2 separate regions of the Homo sapiens genome follow, and region 1 is linked to region 2. A link is an interaction called in ENCODE POLR2A ChIA-PET data of the cell type or tissue named here. Cell type or tissue: CD4-positive, alpha-beta T cell. All regions are shown on one strand. Each heading gives the region's core, and the rest is flanking DNA. Links, peaks and the distances in the headings are about the cores only.

Region 1 (2,899 bases), core at 212-2,711, 56 kb after region 2:
AGGAGGCCATTGAGATTGTAGAGGCCAGGCCTTGCTTGCCCCTGGCATTGGGGAGAATGGGCACCACCCCAGGCCAACTGGGGAAGGGCCAGGCACCAGAGCTGCGTCCTTCTGCCCACTCTTGCTGTAGAGGATCAGAGTCCAAGACGCCAACTCCATCAGACACAAGGACCTTCAAGAGCAAGGAACTAGGCTGGGCACGGTGGCTTACGCACTATGGGGGGCTGAGGCGGGAGGATCACTTGAGCCCAGGAGTTTGAGACCAGCCTGGGCAACTTAGCAAGACCCCATATCTACAAAAAATCTAAAAATTAGCTTGGTGTGGCTGGGTGCGGTGGCTCACACCTCTAATCCCAGCACTTTGGGATGCCAAGGCAGGTGGATCACGAGGTCAGGAGTTCAGGACCAGCCTGGCCAACATGGTGAAACCCCATGTATAGTAAAAATACAAAAATTAGCTGGGCATGGTGGTGGGCACCTGCAATCCCAGCTATTCGGGAGGCTGAGGCAGGAGAATCGCTTGAACCCGGGAGGTAGAGGTTGCAGTGGGCCGAGACTGTGCCATTGCACTCCAGCCTGGGGGACAAGAGCAAGACTTCGTCTCAAAAAAAAAAAAAAAAATTAGCTTGGTGTGGCGGTGCACACAGTAGTCCTAACTGCTCAGGAGGCTGAGGCAGGAGGATTGCTTGAGCCCAAGAGGTTGAGGTTGCAGTAAACTATGATCGCAGCACTGCACTCCAGACTGGGTGACACAGCGAGACCCTGTTTCTAAAAAAAGGAAAAAACAAAACAAAAACAAACAAGGAACTCTGCCTGGAAGTCCAACTAAGTCCTGGGAAGGTGGGGACGGGGGGTGGGGGTGAGGGGACAAGTGAAAAAGAGCCAGGAAGCCCCTCCTGCATAGCCGCCTGACTCCCAGAGGCCTCCTGAGTCCTCCTCCCTGGGATCTGGACTCCCCTCCCCCAACCCAGCACTTCTTCCTGGGAACAAGCCCGTGTTTGGAGGCAGCATGGTGCAGGGTTAGGAGCAGCCTCTGCCACTTTCTGGCTGGGTAAGACTTAGGTAAGTTACTTCCCCTTTCTGTGCCTCAGTTTCCCCATCTGTAAAGTGGGAATCACAGTAGTACTTACCAAACAGGGTTGTCTTTTTTTTTTTTTTTTTTTTTTTGAGACGGAGTCTCGCTCTGTGGCCCAGGTGGGAGTGCAGTGGCGCAATCTCGGCTCACTGCAAGCTCCGCCTCCCAGGTTCACGCCATTCTCCTGCCTCAGCCTCCCGAGTAGCTGGGACTACAGGCGCCCGCTACCACGCCCGGCTAATTTTTTTGTATTTTTAGTAGAGACGGGGTTTCACCGTGTTAGCCAGGATGGTCTCGATCTCCTGACCTCGTGATCCGCCCGCCTCGGCCTCCCAAAGTGCTGGGATTACAAGTGTGAGCCACCGCGCCCGGCCTCAAACAGGGTTGTCATAAGGCTAATTAGCTTAGCATTTCTTTCTTTCTTTCTTTCTCTCTCTCTCTTTTTTTTTTTTTTTTTTACATTGCCCAGGCTAGAGTGCAGTGGTGCAATCTCGGCTCGCTGCAACCTCTGCCTCCCAGGCTCAAGCAGCGATCCTCCCACCTCAGCCTCTGGAGTAGCTGGGACTACAGGTGTGCATCATCATACCTGGCTAATTTTTGTATTTTTTTGTAGAGATGGGGTTTTGCCATGTTGCCCAGGCTAGTCTCAAACTCCTGAGTTCAAGCAATCTGCCCACCTCAGCCTTCCAAAGTGCTGGGATTACAAGCATGAACCACAGTGTCCGGCTAGCTTAGTATTTTCCTTTTCTCTCTTTTCTTTTTGTTTCTTTTTTTTTTTTTTTTTTGAGACGGAGTCTCGCTCTGTCGCCCAGGCTGGAGTGGTGCAGTGGCATGATCTTAGCTCACTGCAGCCTCCACCTCTCCGGTTCAAGCAATTCTCCTGTCTCAGCCTCCCGAGTAGCTGGGATTACAGACACCCACCACCACACCCGGCTAATTTTTGTATTTTTAGTAGAGACAAGGTTTCACCATATTGGTCAGACTGGTCTTGACCAGTCTAGAACTCCTGACCTCAGGTGATCTACCCGCCTTGGCCTCCCAAAGTGCTGGGGTTACAGGCATGAGCCACCGCGCCCGGCCAACCTTCGTATTTTCAAAGTGCCCAGTACACTGCCTGGCACAGGGTACATATTACAAAAGTGTTTGTTGTTATTAGATACAGAAACGGCAAGCTACGTTAATGAAAATGGCAACTTTCAGCTGGCAAACGGCAAAGCTCCTAAGTACAAATGCTACTGACAGGACCCACGGGAAAAGAAACTTTACCTGATGCCCCCTTTCTGGAGCATGTGCTCATTCTCAGAGTGAGGGCTTCCCCTAGTCCCGGAGGGATTTCTAAGTTGAACCTGCCTCTGGCCCAGGCTCTGTGATCCCTACGACTTACCCTGACTCCTACCTAGCAGAATCAGGGGTGAATGGCGCTCTCCATGCCCTTACCAAACACCCTGGCCAATGGCCTCTACGTGCTGACCACCCCCGGGGTGCCATGGAGTCGAGCCTTCCTTCCTGTCTCTGCATGCCCACAGAGGTCGCCATGCCTGCTCCAATCGGATGGCAGTTGTTTACCTGTGTAATCATATAATGTAATTATTACATAAGAGGGTGCACCCTGGGTGTGAAAGGAGCTGATTCCATGAAGAAAACAAAGCTGAGTGCTTCAGAAACCTAGTAAAAGACAAGTCACCCAATAAAACAAACTTCCTGTAGAATTATGGAATTAGACCAGGCAAGACAACTGTAAAATCTCAGCAGGAATTATTAAAATGTAGAAGGAAGGCCGGGCGCTGTGGCTCACATCTGCAATTCCGGCACTTCGGGAGGCTG
Region 2 (2,899 bases), core at 222-2,721:
TTTTTGTTTTTTAAGTGCTTACTCTTGATTTTTTTTTCTGTCCTTTTCCCGTAGCTCCGTTTGCCCCCAGCTGCGGTCCAGGAGCCACTCTGAGTGGCACTGGTCATGCCAGCTGCGGGACTCCACTGTCACCTCTTGGACAGGCTCAGGATGCCTGTCTCCAGCGATCCTCTCTTTCTCTGCTATAGGTGAATGTAATCCACACGGCCAACCCCATGGAACACGCCAACCACATGGCTGCCCAGCCACAGTTCGTGCACCCGGAACACCGCTCCTTTGTTGACCTGTCAGGCCACAACCTGGCCAACCCCCACCCGTTCGCAGGTAGGACATGGGGAGGGAGACCAAGCGGAGATGCTCCATGCCGTCCGCCCTGCCCCCACCCCACCGTGGGCACAGCCTCCTGCTCAGCATGACCGCCGGTCTTTCCCTGTCCCAATTATTCCCCATCACACACAAGGAAACTAAAGCCCTCGAAGAGGGCAGATGATGTCACCCGCAGCCATGGAGCAGGACGTGGCCGAGCCAGGTTGGAGGCCCATGGCGAGCTTTTCCTGGTATTTCCTCCTGGCCTGTGGGTTCAGCTGAAGCGTGCTGTCCAGCCCGTTTTGACCAGGCACAGCCGAGGAGGTCAAGGGCACAGTGGCCTTCTGGGCCGAGTGACCTCGCATCCCGCCCCCTCATTCTCCCACAGTCGTCCCCAGCACTGCGACAGTTGTGATCGTGGTGTGCGTCAGCTTCCTGGTGTTCATGATTATCCTGGGGGTATTTCGGATCCGGGCCGCACATCGGCGGACCATGCGGGATCAGGACACCGGGAAGGAGAACGAGATGGACTGGGACGACTCTGCCCTGACCATCACCGTCAACCCCATGGAGGTAGGAGTGGGCGGGCGACCTCCAGGACTGAGAGGCAGCACAGGCCAGGGCCTCCGAGAAGCCGGTACGGCGCGGCTCCTTCAGGTTCACATGCTTTCCATCGCGTCATCTGCTCAGCAAGCCTGGGGCTTAGGTGTCTTCGTGGGTAAACCGAGGCTGAGAGAGACCTTATTCAAGGCCGTTCTGCCTTAAGTGTAGAGAAGAGCCATGCCAGGGCTTGGCGCTCTTGGGTCATGGTAATCCTGAGAGAGTTCTCTGGTGGGGCAGCTGAGGTGCTGTCCCAAGCTGCTTTGTATGTGGGTGACTCCGTGGGTGCTGACTGGAGCTTTGTTTTCCCTTCACTTCTAATATAACTTCCGGTGCCGTCCTGGCTGCTCTGTCGCTGGGGAGGGAGACGCTGGGGCAAGTTCTCCTTCCTCTGTGGCTGTCGAGAGGAGAATGCCAGGTGACGGGGCTGTGGGCAGGGCCGGACTCATGTGGCCGTCACTTCTCCTTGCCAGACCTATGAGGACCAGCACAGCAGTGAGGAGGAGGAGGAAGAGGAAGAGGAAGAGGAAAGCGAGGACGGCGAAGAAGAGGATGACATCACCAGCGCCGAGTCGGAGAGCAGCGAGGAGGAGGAGGGGGAGCAGGGCGACCCCCAGAACGCAACCCGGCAGCAGCAGCTGGAGTGGGATGACTCCACCCTCAGCTACTGACCCGTGCCCCCGGCCACCTCGGTTTCTGCTTTCGAAGACTCTGCTGCCATCCGTTCTCCCAGTCCCAAGGGTCCACGATGTACAAAGTCATTTCGGCCAGTAGGTGTGCAGACCCCTCCCCGCCACGATCGTCGCTGTGCTTGGTGTGTAGGACCCTAGGCTCCCCGCCCACCCTCTGCCTGGTCGCGCTCTTCAGTCCCACGAGGAGCTGACACGTCCTCTCTGGCCGCCATCCGGCTCGCACAGGGGCCTCCCAGCGCCTCAGGCCCCGCGTTTGTGTCTGGAGTCTCCCCCCGGGGAGAGGACACTGGCCCCTCGCACTCCAGAAAAGCCATGCCAGCTGGGCTCGTTGACAAAGGGTAAAACATGCTCACTCCCACCCGGTAATCATTTTTTTCTTTTTTTAAAAAAAGTTTTTATTTTTTCCAAACTAGTGCATGTATAAATAATGGCAGGATGGGGGGTACTGTGTAGATGATTAACTGACTTTTTAATATTTTGTAAATAAATCGGATTCCTTGTGTCCTTTGTGCTAGTGTAACCCGGGACTGGAATGTAAAGTGAAGTTCGGAGCTCTGAGCACGGGCTCTTCCCGCCGGGTCCTCCCTCCCCAGACCCCAGAGGGAGAGGCCCACCCCGCCCAGCCCCGCCCCAGCCCCTGCTCAGGTCTGAGTATGGCTGGGAGTCGGGGGCCACAGGCCTCTAGCTGTGCTGCTCAAGAGACTGGATCAGGGTAGCTACAAGTGGCCGGGCCTTGCCTTTGGGATTCTACCTGTTCCTAATTTGGTGTGGGGTGCGGGGTCCCTGGCCCCTTTTCCACACTCCTCCTCCGACAGCAGCTCCCTGGGCAGTGGCCTGGTCTCACCGTGTGCAGCCTTGTGGTTTATGCTTAAATGTACATTTTCCTGCTGGTAAAAGGAGAAACTGAGAGGTGTCCTGCAGACCGGCTGACCACTCCTTTTGGAGACGGCAGGAGGCCTGAGCGATCCGTACTCAGAACGTCCAGGAGAGACGCATGGCCCGAAGTCAAAGTGCTGGAATTTTCCAAAACAGCCTGTTCTCTCCTCTCTCCTCCCCAGAGCACCCCCTGCCATCAGGGGGGTTGAAATCCCTCTCCCCCAGGAGCCCTGCTGCTTTGCTTGGTGGTAGGGCAGGAGAGCAAACAAACAGTCATGGTCTAAAACCCACATAGCACTTTGCTCTTAGTTACATGTAAAATTTTAGATTTCTAAAACAGGTGGGCAATCATTTTGAATACTGTTCTGTGACCCTGACTGCTAGTTCTGAGGACACTGGTGGCTGTGCTATGTGTGGCCATCCTC

Evidence for each region. Peaks named below come from ENCODE experiments on the same cell type or tissue, not always from the same donor. Only the 100,000 strongest peaks of a DNase experiment are listed, where the experiment ranks them.
Region 1: POLR2A ChIA-PET joins it to region 2 with 6 read pairs; 7 of 35 experiments call an interaction of 5 or more read pairs at or near these places.

The regions. Positions count from the first base shown.
Region 1 is chr1:9,673,654-9,676,552 of GRCh38, reverse strand. All of the region lies in intron 1 of PIK3CD (phosphatidylinositol-4,5-bisphosphate 3-kinase catalytic subunit delta), which reads right to left. The region is part of intron 1 of PIK3CD-AS2 (PIK3CD antisense RNA 2); the gene reads left to right. Among named protein-coding and RNA genes, the nearest start is that of PIK3CD-AS2, 12 kb to the left of the region's middle. In CD4-positive, alpha-beta T cell, for the core only: no CTCF peak of the experiment used is centred there; no DNase peak of the experiment used is centred there.
Region 2 is chr1:9,729,186-9,732,084 of GRCh38, reverse strand. CLSTN1 (calsyntenin 1) reads left to right here. Exons shown (of 19, transcript NM_001009566.3): 17 at 189-324; 18 at 695-879; 19 at 1,380-2,899. The coding sequence ends at 1,577. Among named protein-coding and RNA genes, the nearest start is that of PIK3CD-AS2, 43 kb to the right of the region's middle. In CD4-positive, alpha-beta T cell, for the core only: no CTCF peak of the experiment used is centred there; DNase peaks (open chromatin) are centred at 814, 1,344, 1,684 and 2,654; H3K4me3 peaks cover 225 bases; H3K27ac peaks cover 455 bases.